Regions from separate parts of the Mus musculus genome. Here region 1 is linked to region 2. Evidence: chromatin contacts called from ENCODE Hi-C data. All regions are on one chromosome and are shown on one strand. The core of a region is the stretch at or near the end of the contact, and the rest is flanking DNA. Distances in the headings are between cores, read along the strand shown. Region 1 holds the start of Lrrc71 (leucine rich repeat containing 71). Region 2 overlaps Gm40085 (predicted gene, 40085).

Region 1 (4,501 bases), core at 35-2,534, 240 kb after region 2:
AGCCTAACACACCCTCTCAAACCTTCACTGTCCTGTGCCGATGATCACCGTCCCTGGACTGGGCTACTCAGAGTCACACTCACCTTTCTGCTGCCCCTATCTCTGTTTCCCATCTCCTCCATGCACAGCCAGCGTTTCTTTTTCTCTTTTACTCCCTTGGGTCACACTGTCTTGATGTATTGTTCTATAAGGAACTTAGTGCCTCCTGCCTCAGTACCCCGAGTGCTGGGATCACAAGTATGTGTGTGGGCTTTCTGTGCCCAGCAAACCCTGGCCTATCTGTCTTCCCTATGAAAGATGCTTTTTCTCCAGTTCCTTATACCCTGCCTATCCCTGGGCACTAGCGCTGACAGGAAAACAGCACCTGGCAAAAGGCAGACCGGCAGCATCTTTTCCCAGTGTTTTATTTCCATTGCAAGGAAAACGGGGTCCTGACCCTCTTTAATAACAAAAGCATCGAATTTGTATCAAGATGCCTTCTGATACATTCCCTTTTGTGCTTAATTGGTTCAAACTGAGTTCTGTCCCTTGCAACATGAGAAGCAATGGTCCTGTTAATCCAACTTTAATAGTTTTCTTTAAGCGTGCCAAAGCACAACTGTGACCATGGCCACAGAGAAGACACTCAAAAGTAACTGTTGTCTAAATGAATATCCATAGAGCTGTGTTCCTAAACCTTCCCACAGCCCCACGGGATCTTCTCACCACTGCCTCAGCCTTCTTTGACCTATCTTGTCACATCTTACAGTGCACGTCAGCTTCCCCAGGCAATGTGTACTCTTTAAGACCAACCCCTGAGGAGGTGGGATGTGCTGATCCACATTTGATCTCGGAGGAGATAGGTAGACCTCTGAGTTCGGGGTCAGCCTAGTCTGTAGAGCAAGTTGCTGACCAGTTTTAATTTTAAAAAAGAAAAAAAAAGAAAACGTCAAGTCCAATTAATCCAGCCCTGCCCCGCCAGCATACCCGGATTTTTTGGCTCGTCCTCTCCCACCGGGGGCAGGGTGCTTGCTGTCTTATCTTTAGCAGCCCGATCCCCCTTCTTGGTTACTGCTCCGGATGACTTCTGGGCCCCAGGACGCGGAGTCCTGGGTGAGGTCCCTGTAGTGCTTGGCTCACTTGACATAGGGGTGCTTTTGGACCCCTCGAGTGAGAGGCAAGATGAAACGGGACTCTGTGGGCCTCACCCCTAGGATCTCCACTCAGCCAAGCGACTCCGCGACTGCCCTCTCCAGGGCAACCCAGCCTGATTGGGTGGGGCTGTGGCCGGAGCAACGGGCAAAGAGTGCACGTGGAGGCCCCTGACTCTGCCAGAGCCAGAGCCAGTGGGCGTGGCTAGGCGTAGGGCATAGATGCGTGGAATCTAGGGCAGTGCAGCTAGGGCCCTAATGGTCTGTACTCTCTGTACTCGCAGAGGAGGTTGTGGGGGGAGAGGACAACGCACTGAGCTAGAAGGTTGTAGGGGAGAGAGAGTGCCTTGTGAAGGGCCCAAGTGGTAAGGGCTCGGGCTATGCTGAGTTCTTTGCCAGCTCTCCTCAGCTCCCTGGAGGTCTGGAGGCTTGTCTGCTGGTTTGATCTAGGAGGTCCCATCTTTACCATTTCGCCATCCCGGGCCCCTTTGAGTTGCTTGGCTCCTCATTCAGTACCACAGCAGCACGGATGCTGCTCTCTGCTGAGACTCTATCTCTGAGGAGAGCTCCAAACTAGGCTCTGGGGGACACTGGGGACACGGTATTGCTGGTACTTTGATTCAGCCACTCAGCTTTTAGAGGAACATTTATTGAGTGACTACCCTGTGCCAAGGAAACCAATAGTGAGTGAGCCTAAACACCAGAGTCCTGCATCAGAGAGCTGGCGATCAGCCTCTCCACTAGGGGGAGGCAGACGCTAATCTAGCAACAGGGGAAAGCACATCGGAGTGCAGCTTGAGCTGTGCATGTGACCCTGAGCCGTTAAACCCAGCACTCAAGAGGCAGAGGCAAGCAGAGCTCTTGAGTTCCAGGCCAGCCAGGACTACATAGTGAGACAGAGTCTCAAAAACAAAACAAAATGCAACAATCCCATCTTCTTGCCTGGTACCACTTCTGCCTTCTGTGGGTACGTGGAGAAGAGAGTAGCTATGAAGCAGATGTGGGGTGGGTGTTCTGTGGAATATGTGAAGGGCAAGCAGGACTCAACGGGTAACTTAGGAAGGCTGAACTTAGATGTGCCAATTCCTGGGCTGGGAAGTAGGGTGGCAGACAGCCTTCATTCTGGGAAAGAATGAAGCGAGACGGGAAAGGGAGACTGCAGGACCGTCAAGGCGTACCAGGAGGACAAACACCAGAGTCGGGGAGCAATCCTCTGAGCAAAGACATGGAGGATTACTGGGTGAAGGGCAGGCAGGTAGTTAGGGCCTGCTGCTGGTGGAGCTCTAACTAGTTAAGCTTGGAAGCTGACTACTAGATAAGATGGAAAGTGCAGAAGGCAGAACCTATACCTGACTCCCTCTAAAGCCAACTAGAGACACACACAGCCTGCCTGAGCATACACACAGAAAAGGTACCCAACACATACTTTTAAAAAAAATCGATCTAAAATCACACTTGTACAACAACATTCTGCCCACCAGCTTATGTCCACAGGGACTTGAGCAGTGGGTGGGAAAAGAGGGTTAGACACTTTGTCAACTAGTGTCTCCCTCGGTGGAAGCACAGGGCCACAGTCCGTCTCTGTTCACTTCACCAAGTGTTTCTGTTCGTGGCCTGCTGGTCCAGTCCCTGCTCCTGGCAGGGTACATAGGCACGCTCCCATACCATGCCGGCTCTTCAGCGGTCCTGGCGCCGGGATGGAGGGGATGGAGGATGCCGTACTGGAGGCAAGTCATAGTGTCCAGGGATATGGCTGTTCTTGGGGGAGTCGTAGTGACCAGGAGGCAGGCCTGGAGGAAGCGGGGGCGTGGAGCCCAAAGACTCTTCATCTGAAGACAGAGAGGACAAGATGAGGTGACTCCTCAGCCTCCCCTGGCTGCTCCTACTGCAGCCTCTTCCTACCCACAGAGAAGTGAACGGCAATGGGCAATGAGTGTGGGTTGGCTGGGTCAAACACCAGGATGTATGACTAGGCAAGGCCCTCTGCTCAACTACCCAACCTGTCCACCTCAAACAATATGAAGACACTGTCTCCCAACTTGTGTGTGTGTGTGTGTCTGTCTGTCTGTCTCTCTCTCTCTCTTTCTCTCTCTCTCTGTCTCTGTGTGTGTATCTCTCTGTGTCTGTCTCTCTCTGTGTCTGTATGTCTGTCTCTGTCTTTCTCTCTGTCTCTCTGTGTGTGTCTGTCTGTGTGTGTGTGTCTGTCTCTCTCTGTGTCTGTATGTCTGTCTCTGTCTCTGTGTGTGTGTGTCTGTCTCTCTCTGTCTCTGTCTTTCTCTCTGTCTCTGTGTGTGTGTGTGTGTGTGTCTGTCTCTCTCTGTGTCTGTATGTCTGTCTCTGTCTCTGTGTGTGTGTCTGTCTGTCTCTCTCTGTATCTGTCTGTCTGTCTCTGTGTCTGTCTGTCTGTCTGTCTCTCTCTCTCTGGTACTATTCAAGCACCATCTCAAACACTCAACCTTCAGAGGAGGAACAGGCTCGGAGGACGAGGGCAGTTCTCCCAATATCACACCTGCTTTGAGACCACACCACCCAAAGGCCATGGCCCTGCCCTATCATGCCACTGTCTGCTTCTCTCCCCTCCCCTCCCGTGAGCCAGTACCCTGTCACCCCCCTCCCCCCAGGGGGGACATAGAAGACTCACTATGGCTCAAGGGGCTGGGCTGCTCATAGGTGCCACTGTCCCTCTGTGGCTGCAGTTGCCGCTGCTGCCTGTCCCGGAGATGAAGAGACTGCCTGGGAGGGGACACTGATGGAGGTCCTTTCATCTCCACATAGCCGCTTTCTCGGGGTTCCCCAGGCAGGCTGGGCAGGTCTCGGATGGTAGCATAGGGGTTCTCACTGCTCAGGGACATAACGCTTGCCCCTAGTCCCTCTTCAGAGATGGGACCTAAGAGATCAAGGAAGAAAATCAGGCTCCTTGGAGGCCCTGGAGGCCCTGGCTTCCTTCCCCTCCACGTCTCTGCACTCATACCTTTATGACAGAATGGTCCCGGGCCATTCCTGTGGCTATAGCTACAGCTATAGCTTCGGTCCAGGTGGCTGGCGCCTGGGGGAAGGTGAGTAGAAATCAGACCTGTGGCCTTCCCAAGCCTCCTCTGGAAGCAGGCTCTTCCCCCACCCTGACCCCACCAAGCCGATCCAGCAGGTGACACCGCTCTGCCTCGGCCCTCCAAGCACCTACCTCTTTCATGGGGCTCCCGGCGGTGCTTCCAGTCAGCGGGCAGTGTGACATGGTTCTCACGCCCGTGGGCTCTGCTTGGCCGCTCAGGGGCCTGGGAGCTGACAAAGAGCTGACTGCCTGGGACCTGTGGGGAGCACAAGCACGGGTGAGGCTTTCCTGAGAGAGCCATCTCATCCACAGAGCACACCCC
Region 2 (4,212 bases), core at 815-3,314:
GTGCAACCACCAATGATATATTGGGGGAGGGGGGACTCAGGAGCCTTGCCCCTCCCCCAGGGAACCATTGGCTGCTGTGGGAAGGAGAAGTCACTGTAGTCAGTGGTGGCCATGCTCTAGTAAATAGTTACATCTGTGTTCGCAGGGGTAGCCCTCACTGCACTCGGTGAGTCACAAAACAGAACAAAAGAAGACCTGAAAGAGGGAAGGGAAATTGCTGGCAGGAAGGTGAAGTCAGTGGGGTGGAAGAGATATAAGAGAGGGTGGAGGGGGTGAGAATAATCGGATTGTGTTATATCCATATATAAACCTCAAATAATAAATTTAATTTAGAAAAACAAGCAGCGCATAAAATTACAAAAGATTCTGATTGTTTCTTCAAACCCCATGATACCCACAGAGAGAGTGGAGGAAGAAAAGAGGGAGAGAAGAGAAGGTGCTAATACCTTGTGATAGGACCTCAGTGAGAAATGGGGGGTGACGGGGGGGGGGGTGTTTTGTTCTTGTTAAGGAAGGAAGTCTTAAGTAGACCTCACCGGCTGTGGACAGGAGAGAGAACGAAACAGTAAGACTGGGCTCTGTCTTTGAAGCCCCAAGGAATGGAAAAACTGGTGCCAGAAGGGCTTAGGAGCAGGAAGAGAGGTGACAGATGCTACATAGAGCAGGGAGGACCCTGAGGGAGTTGTCCAATGTCCATGAGACAGAGTAGGAAGGAGCCCTGTGTTCGTGCCAATGGCCCGCTAAATATGCAACTCATGCGATCACAGTCACTCGGTCCTCTTCTCTAGCTACCCACTCCACAGCAACAGGACAAGACTGGTGTTGTGATCAAACTTGAGAGTCCCCAAGGCAGGTCCAGCCACCCTCCTCAATACATCAACTAAAAGAGCAGAAGGGGTGGGGGTATTCATTGTGGCTACACTGGAAAGAAGGACAAAGAGAGCCAAGGAATCTTCTCAAGTCTGTCTTCTGGGTCCTGAAATAAACTTCAATTTTAGTACCGGGTCAAGAATATGAACATCAAAACAGGCAAGGTCAAGGTGTGGTCCTGCCCATCTCTGATCCATTCTGTCCAGACTTCGGTCTCATCTTATAAGATGGTCTGACAACTTTGTTAGAACTGTGTGAGATCTCTTTCTGGGGGAGACAAGTTTCTCCCCCCCACAAAAGACCTGAGGTTTTTGTTTGTCCCAGTATGAGACACCTGGGGAAACTCCCATTTCTTTAGAGTCGCTCGTTCCAGTCATCTGATAGGATAGTCAGACGAGAGACACAAGTATCATTTTAGAATATCTTCATTTCTGCCAGGCCTAGTACAGTGAGAGAGAGTCCTGTGGTACTGAGTGAAGAGAGTAAGGGAGAAAAAAAAGAAAGAAACGATTGTCCATGTGTGACCCAAACTCAGACCAAGCTTAGCTGTCACGGTTACATTCTGAGGGGTCAAACTCGAGAAAAAGCGGTTATTGTGATAAGGTTTAGGGCATGCATAACCTGTGGCTGCGCCTGTCTTGACCGTGGTCCGTGAGGCCACGCTGTACCTTTAGTTTCGTACACTGTGTTCTTGTTCACAATCCAGAAGAATAAATTGGGTGTTTCTGAGATTTTAATCTCCCTCCTTAGGGTTATTTCTAGGTAAATCCCCAGGTGTCCACTGAGGTGTGAATGCTTTTAGAATCCTCTTACTCGATAGTGACAACTGTATATCTCACTACTGAATCACTTCGATGACTGCCAGTAAACCGGGACATTCTCTGGCCACATCTTCTGATTGTAAGTTACCTACACATATCACTGGGTGGCTCCACCTTCCTCCACCTGCTGGCTGTACAGAGTCCAGTCCAATCACAGGGCTAGTGACTGAGCATGCAGAATACTCCACTAGGGGGCGGTAGAGGCTCGGGGATTCCCTTCTATAACACCCTTCCGCTTCTTTTTTCTAAAGATCCAGACTCCAGTCCACCCAGGGTTTCCCTCACAGTCATTATTCCTCTTTGCATCATTTTTACCTCTGCTCTAGAACAGGCGCTGGAAGAGCCTACCCTCTAAGAAGAGGTTTAGAGAGTAAGTGGCCTAGAGGGTGGCATGGCTGGCTGATGGGACGGGGAATGTGCTCTGTCACCAGTGTTTTCTGCTTCGTCCTCCCCAAGGGCTATCGCTGGCTCTTGTTCGTCCCCTGCTGCGTTTGCTGCCGGAGGTCCCCAGAGGCTCATTTAGAGCCAGAGAGCTAAGTGAGGCATGGGTAAGAACAGAGACTGAGAGATTAAGTAAGAGTCCTGGAAGAAGAGGCTCTTGATCAACCGCCCAATTAATAGGGTCATTCCTTCCAACGCAGCCTCGCTAAGGAGAAACAGCGCCAAAAAAGACCAGTTTCCAGACACCCTCCTTCTTGCCCATGATAGGTCAGAATTGGGCCACACGTGGACTGTGCGCACAAACCTAGTTTCTCTAGGACAACTGGATTTCCGTAAGCACGGAGGATGAAATGCTCGTGTCTCCTTACCAGCCCCAGGATTTCGGATGACACGAGTGTTCAACTCAGGAAAGTCAACCATCCTATCTCACGGCATGGACAGGGACCAGGGCCAACCAAAGCAAGGCCTGGGAGACAAAAGGTGGAGCAGTCTCTCTCTCCTGTCGCCCTCTAGCTCCACTTCCTTCCCCTGAACTTGGCCTTGCCCTCCAGCCTCAGGGACCCAAGTCCCCAAGTCCAGATAAGTAGAGGTCAGAGTGTGTCCCCAGCTGACCAGGGAAACAGGCCTCTCCCCTGAACTTTGGTCTTGCTTAGTACCTGGGCAGCAGCCAAGAGTCAGGCTTTCCCTCTCCCAACTCAGACTTCCTGCTACTGCGGGCTGGGGAAATCCCAGACGCTAAACTGTGCCTCCCCACCCAGAGGCCAGGTCCTGAAGGCAGGGAGGGTTGGCAGGGAAGGGCCCTGGGAGATGTGGGTTCTAGGGATTACAGGAACCAAGGGAAAGGAAACCCAAGATGAAGATAGTTGGCCTCCTTCACTCCTTGTTCTTATGAGGATTTGACCAGTGCCAGCCACCTCAGGGGAGACCACTGAGAGCTGCTGAGGGCCAGTAGAGGGAGAGGGAGACGGCTGGGAAACACAGGGAGAGAATGATGTCTATTGAGGAAAAAAAGATCCAGACTGGCTGAGATGAGGGACCCTCGTTCCCCACACTGGGAGCTGGTCCCTCCTGGAGTAGGGGGAGGGGAGTGTCATTTACATGGAAGCCCCTCACCCACCCACCCCTCCCCCACTCCAGAGTAGCTGGGCTGTGGAATGGCCCTGTGCATGTGACAGGCTATTCTTTATCCTTTTCTGTATAGATTTGGGTCTGGACCTTCACAGCAGCTGTGATAGGCTTTCTCCCATGCTCCTGAGATGCATCAGTGGACTGTAGCCCAGCTAAGACCAGCAGTCTTCTGCTCCATTCCCCACTGCTTGGCAGTTACTGCCCTTCCTGGCCAAAGTGAATCCAGGACAGACACCTGGACCTTGGGTCATAAGTCAGTTCATGGGTAAGAGACTGAGAAACTTCCTTTCACAGTATAGAAGCCTAGCTCCATCTCCCTACACTGAACCCATCTGAAACCTACCTTCATCCTCCCTTCCCTTCCTCCTGGAAAAAGCCAGTCTGGAAGCCTCCATACCACCTGTGGTACCCAGTCCAGGCGGATGGCAAGCCCCTTTGGCCCCCAGAGCCTCACCACTAGTCTCCACACCTTCCAGGGGTCAGCTGGTGTCAGGTGCCAGTTCTGGAGAGATGAGTAAGACACCAGCCTCGCCCTTGGAGGGGGTTACCACAGCACAGCGAAAGTACTTTGCCAGGAGCACAAAGGGCTTCATCGGTGAGAACCGTAGCTCTAATTTGGGGCTAAGCAATGCAGTCTGCCCTGTTTCTGTCTGTCCTCTCTGAAGGGAATGCGGGGCTGGCTCTCTGGCTGCCGGCTGAGTGGTCTCACACAAGTGTCCCCCACTCCCCGTGACCTGTAGGATTCGGGAGGATTAGATTTCAGTGCCAGCACTGTTAGCTCTCATACACCAAGCCCTGCCCTGGGTGCCTCGTATGGAAGGTGCCATTTAATCCTTGCAACCCCAACTTCCTACCAGGAAGATGGCATTATCATCTCTACTTTCAGAAGAAAATGAAGCCTGAGAGGGTAAGTTGTCCAAATTGGTCCAGCTGGAAGGATTGGCAACAGAAT

What was found. A loop is a pair of places that touch in the nucleus more often than their neighbours do.
Region 1: a loop to region 2 is called in a map of v-Abl transformed pro-B cells, with 2.7 times the contacts of the local background. The contact joins the promoter of Lrrc71 here to the enhancer-like site in region 2. A Hi-C loop is called at or near these places in 1 of 37 maps with a recorded cell type or tissue (v-Abl transformed pro-B cells).

What each region holds. Positions count from the first base shown.
Region 1 is chr3:87,747,339-87,751,839 of GRCm38, forward strand. Lrrc71 (leucine rich repeat containing 71) reads right to left here and starts at 1,285. Exons shown (of 15, transcript NM_028971.1): 1 at 967-1,285. The coding sequence starts at 1,126. It overlaps Pear1 (platelet endothelial aggregation receptor 1), which reads right to left. Exons shown (of 25, transcript NM_152799.2): 22 at 4,312-4,435; 23 at 4,102-4,176; 24 at 3,772-4,017; 25 at 1,759-2,959. The coding sequence ends at 2,808.
Region 2 is chr3:87,506,532-87,510,743 of GRCm38, forward strand. The region is part of intron 1 of Gm40085 (predicted gene, 40085); the gene reads right to left. Among named protein-coding and RNA genes, the nearest start is that of Gm40085, 4.0 kb to the right of the region's middle. Within about 2 kb of position 2,065, at least 1 of the 3 ENCODE cell types and tissues checked has a DNase peak (open chromatin) inside an H3K27ac peak, as active enhancers do.